2 separate regions of the Homo sapiens genome follow, and region 1 is linked to region 2. Evidence: read pairs that join two places in POLR2A ChIA-PET (ENCODE). Cell type or tissue: Panc1. All regions are shown on one strand. Links, peaks and the distances in the headings refer to the core of each region. The heading gives the core; the rest is flanking DNA.

Region 1 (2,806 bases), core at 33-2,532, 110 kb before region 2:
GGCAGCAGAACTCAGGAGAAGCTAACTGCAGAGCCCTAGCAACACAACACAAGCACTCCAGGCACAGGGCCAGAACTGCTATTTGTAATGGGGACTGGGATTCACTGAGGAAAAGGTATATAGTGTTCCTGGTATTTTACTTACTAAGGCTGAGAAGTGGACAACATGAAGATGGATTTGATTTTTGGCAATAGTCCCAATGTCATTCAAAATTAAGTCTTGGCCAGGCACAGCAGCTCACGTCTGTAATCCCAGCACTTTGGGAAGCCAAGGTAGGAAGATCATTTGAGGCCAGGAGTTCGGGATTAGCCTGGGCAACATAGAAATTGTAAAAAATTAGTCAGGAACAATGGTGTGTGCCTGTAGTCTCAGCTACTCAGGAGGCTGAGGTGGGAGGATCACCTGAGCCCAAGAGTTCAGAGTTACAGTAAGCAAGGATCATGCCACTGCACTCCAGCCAGGATGACAGAGCATGACCTTGTCTCTTAAAAAAAGAAAAATTAAGTCTCAAATTAGCCCTAAATTATCATTCGAATAAATGACTAAGAAGGGTACCACTGCTAACCATGTTCTGGGTAGATGGACCATTGACTATAAGCAATTACAAAAAAGCAGTAGTGGCAGCAGTGGCAGCCACAGCCAGTGTTTACTGAGTGTTTCATATTGTTGGAAGTGCTTTTATACACATCCCCTCATTTCACTCATAATAAACCCAAGAAAAGGCACTATAATTATTCTCATTTTACAGACAAGAAGGACAAGGCTCAGAAAAGTGCAGTGACTGCCTGGAGCGCACACAACTGGGAGACGACAGAAGCTGAATAAGAACCCAAGCAGTCTCGCTCCAGAGCCTGCAACTTCAACCACTCCACACAGTGAGCTCTCTGAGAAACCTCCAGATTGTTGCAATAAGGGCTACAGACCTCTTGAAGTAATATTTTCCTCCAGCATTTATTAAGAAAAAGTTCAAACAAATGGCAAAGTTGAAAGAGATTGACAGTGAACACCCATATCCCCACCACCTGGATGCTTACTAAGGTGGCTGTTTTTAGCAACATTACCCATTTAGGTAAGCTTGGGTTTATTTGTTATGTATTTTTAAAGGGGTTAAAAATGGTGCTTAAACAGCAAAGTTCTAATTATCTAGAAAATCATTCATCCAAAAGACACTCATGGAGCATGTCTGATAAATGAGGCACTACCATGTGGAAACATGCTATTGTCTAAGTCAAGCCCTAGTGAAGTGAGCTGATAGAAATGTAAGGTGCGGCCAAAAGAGATTCAGAAGGAAAGGCCAGGTGATGTTTGCATTTTGTCATTTTTGTACAATCCTTTACATGCCCCATCTTGAAACCTTCTGCCTTGTAAATGGATCTTTAAATGGGGCCAGAGCAGTGGCTCACACCTATAATCCCAGCACTTGGAAGGCCGAAACGAGTGGATCACTTGAGGTCAGGAGTTTGAGACCAGCCTGGCCAACAACATGGTGAAACCCCGTCTCTACTAAAAACACAATAAATTAGCCAGGTGTGGTGATGTGTGGCTATAATCCCAGCTATCGGGAAGCTGAGGCAGGAGAATCACTTGAACCCAGGAGGCAGAGATTGCAGTGAGCCAAGATCGCACCACTGCACTCCAGCCTGGGACACAGAGTAAGGCTCCGTCTCAAAAAATAAATAAATACAAATAAAAATAAAAATAAATAAATGGAAAAATAAAAACAAAAGTGCATAACTTTTTTTAAAAATCTGTCTTTGGGAATTGGTAATTGCTCAATTCACTAAATTAGCAAAGCTATAGTTAATAGCCACTATATTTCAGCACTGCAGTATACATATGTGAGTTTTTTAGATAAAAATCTTAAAGTGTTTATCTTTAAATTATAGACTGAATTAGGAACTTTAAAAAATTCTGAGGAATGAATTGGAAGAACAGTAAGAATTCAATGAAGGAATTCAAATACTTAGAAAGTAACTCTTGACAGACTCTTCCAAGCGTTATGATAGTCAGCCTGCAGCCCTCTTGAACATATCACCCAGTATTTATCATTAAAAACGGAAATAGGCCAGGCGCGGTGGCTCACGCCTGTAATCCCAGCACTTTGGGAGGCCAAGGAGGGTGGATCACAAGGTCAGGAGATCGAGACCATCCTGGCTAACACGGTGAAACCACGTCTCTACTAAAAAAAAAAAAAAAAAAAAAATACAAAAAAATTAGCTGGGCATTATGGCGGGCGCCTGTAGTCCCAGCCACTCAGGAGGCTGAGGCAGGAGAATGGAGTGAACCCAGGAGGCGGAGCTTGCAGTGAGCAGAGATGGCGCCACTGCACTCCAGCCTGGGCGACAGAGCGAGACTGTCCAAAAAAAAAAAAAAAGGAAATAATGGTAGAAGTTGACAGAATTACAGAAACATAACTATAGTGGGAGATTTTAAGATAATATTCTAAAGATCAAGTGGACAAAGAAAAAAGATGTAAAGAATGTGACTACTATGAGGTTGATCTGACAGACATGAATATAGTCTTGAGTATTCTATAGTAATTGACTTCACATTCTACACCATGAAACACATTTAAAAGTTACTCGTGATGTATAACAGACCATAAATAAACCTCAACCCATTCCAAAATAAAAATTCATAGGTAGCATTCCACTATTTAGTGCTAGCAACAAAGACTTACTTTGAAATTTATCCTTTTTACTTTGTTTCAAATTATGCTCTAAGTGGAAATTTCTCTCTCGGAAAGAAAGAAAAGTGAAAATCCTTCCTATTCACCCCCAGAGATAAACCATTGTTAACAGTGCAG
Region 2 (2,806 bases), core at 75-2,574:
GCAAGGACCAGAAACCCATCAGACCAATTCAAGGAAAATAAAAGGGGACTTTATCTTTAGGCTTTGGGTGGGATGGATCTCACAGAGGCCAAGGGAAATAATTAGCTGGGATTTTGGATGGGCTGGAAGCAGAGTAAGGGGAGCCAGTATGACTCCAGCAAACTTGTTTTCTCTGCCTCCAGGTATTAATAATACAATGGGAAATGTGTCTACCAACCTCTCCCAAGTATGAGATACAATTCCAACTACCCAGAGACTAAAACTCCCTAATCATTCTAATCACAAAATCATGTAGAAAAGGCTCTAACTGACCCAACTTGTGGTAGGTACTCTCCTCCAGAACAGTCATGCCAGCTTACAGGCATGAAGTTCACCAGGAAGCCACCTCTGTGAATCAAGAAATGGCCAATTACCAGGAAAAGGGAAATTGTTTCTAGCTGAGGCGGTATCTTGAAAGAAGTCCCTCACAGAACTGCTGGTTCCACATAGTGGCAAAACCCCTGGGAAACATTTGGTAGTGACACAGGAAACAATTGTTGAGTTCTTGATTTCTGCATAGTAGGGAGGCCTTTTTTAAGTGGCAATAAAAAAAAAAGTTGTTTTTTTTTTGTTGTTTTGTTTTGAGACTGTGTCTTGCTCTGTCACCCAGGCTGGAGTGCAATGACATGGTCTTGGCTCACTGCAACCTCTGCCTCCCAGGTTCAAGTGATTCTCCTGCCTCAACATCTCAAGTAGCTGGGATTACAGGCGTGCACCACCACGCCTGGCTAACTTTTGTATTTTTAGTAGAGATGGGGTTTTGCCATGTTGGCCAGGCTGGTCTCGAACTCCTGACCTCAGGCAATCCACCAGCCTTGGCCTCCCAAAGTGCTGGGATTACAGGCATGAGCCACCATGCCTGGCCTGAAAGCTGTTTTTTTCCCAGCAAAAAAGGGGACAAAAACTGGGATGCTCTCCATAAGACCTCTGTAGGCACATGATAGGATTGTACTTCCTTACAATAGCTTGGATTTGTGAATAGCCATGTGACTTTCTTTGGTCAATAAAATGTGAGTAGAAGTACAGTCACACATTGCTTAATGACAGGGATATGTTCTGAGAAATGTGTGATTAGGTTATTGCTTCATTGTGCAAACATCATGCAGTGTACTTACACAACTTAGACGGTAAAGCCTACCATACTGAGGCTATATGGTATAACCTATTGCTCCTCGGTTACAAACCTGTACAGCATGTTACAGTACTGAATATTGTAGGCAGTTATAACACGGTGGTATACATCTGTGTATCTAAACATATCTAAACATAGAAAAGGTACAGTAAAAGTAGGGTATAAAATATTTTAAAATGGTACACTTGTACAGGGCACTTATGAATGGAGCTTGCAGGACTGGAAGTTGCTCTGGGTGAGTCAGTGAGGGAGTTGTGAGGGAATGTGCAGACCTAGTAAATTACTGTATGCCACTGTAGACTGTATACACACTATACACTTACTGCTAAATTTTTTTTCTTGAGACAGAGTCTCGCTCTGTTGCTGAGGCTGGAGTGCAATGGCGCCATCTCGGCTCACTGCAACCTCTGCCTCCTGGGTTTAAGCAATTCTCGTGCCTCAGTCTCCCTAGGAGCTGGGATCACAGGTGTGCACCACCATGCCAAGCTAATTTTTTATATTTTTAGTAGAGACAGCGTCTCAATATGTTGCCCAGACTGGTCTCAGACTCCTGGCCTCAAGTGATCTGCCTGCCTCGGTCTTCCATAGTGCTGGAATTACAGGAGTGAACCACTATGCCCGGCCATACTTACACTAAATTTAGTTTTTAAATGCTTTTATTTGGCTAGGCACAGTGGCTCATACCTGTAATCCCAACACTTCGGAAGGCCGTGGTGGGAGGATTGCTTGAGGGCAGGAGTTTGAGACAAACTGGGCAATACAGTGAGACCCCCCATCTCTACAAAAAAATGTAAAAATTAGCTGGGTGTAGTGGCACATGCCCATAGTCTCAGCTACTCAGGAGGCTAAGGTTGGAGAATCACTTGAGCCCAGGAGTTTGAGGCTGCAGTGACCTACGATCATGGCACTGCACACTAGCCTGGGTGACAGATGGAGAGCCCATCTCTTAAAAAAAAAAAAAGGAAAGGAAAATAAATAGGTAAAAAAAGATTTTCTTTAATAATTATCTTTAGCTTACTTTAACTTTTTTAGCTTATTGTACTTTTAAATATTTTTAACTTTTTGACTGTTTTGTAATAACACTTAGCTTTTTTTTTTTCTTGAGACCATCTCGCTATGTCACCTGGGCTGGAGTGCAGTGGTACAATCTCAGCTCACTGCAGCCTCAACCTCCCAGGCTCAAGCAATCCTCCCATCTCAGCTCCCCAAGTAGTTGGGAAATAACACTGAACTTAAAACACAAACCCACTGTACAGCTGTACATTTTCTTTCTTCATATTTTTGTTCTGTAAGCTTTTTTTCTTTTTCCTTTTTTTCTTTTTTTGAAACAGGGTCTCATTCCAACGCCCAGGCTGGAGTGCAGTGGAGTGATCTCAGCTCACTGTAACGTCCACCTCCCGGGTTCAAACAATTCTCCTGCCTCAGCCTCCCGAGTAGCTGGAATTACAGGTGTGTGCCACCATGCCTGGCTAATTTTTGTATTTTTAGTAGAGACAGTGTTTCACAATGTTGGCCAGGCTGGTCTCAAACCCCTGACCTCAAGTGATCCACCCGCCTTGGGTTCCCAACTATAAGCTTTTTTCTATTAACTTTTTTTTAACTTTTTAAGCTTTATTGTAAAAAGACGTATTAGCC

The links. ChIA-PET counts read pairs that join two places held together with the same protein. Peaks named below come from ENCODE experiments on the same cell type or tissue, not always from the same donor. Only the 100,000 strongest peaks of a DNase experiment are listed, where the experiment ranks them.
Region 1: POLR2A ChIA-PET joins it to region 2 with 5 read pairs; 5 of 35 experiments call an interaction of 5 or more read pairs at or near these places.

What each region holds. Positions count from the first base shown.
Region 1 is chr20:41,213,590-41,216,395 of GRCh38, forward strand. All of the region lies in intron 2 of ZHX3 (zinc fingers and homeoboxes 3), which reads right to left. Among named protein-coding and RNA genes, the nearest start is that of MIR6871, 46 kb to the left of the region's middle. In Panc1, for the core only: no CTCF peak of the experiment used is centred there; no DNase peak of the experiment used is centred there.
Region 2 is chr20:41,320,716-41,323,521 of GRCh38, forward strand. No RefSeq gene overlaps it. Among named protein-coding and RNA genes, the nearest start is that of ZHX3, 4.4 kb to the left of the region's middle. In Panc1, for the core only: no CTCF peak of the experiment used is centred there; a DNase peak (open chromatin) is centred at 1,143.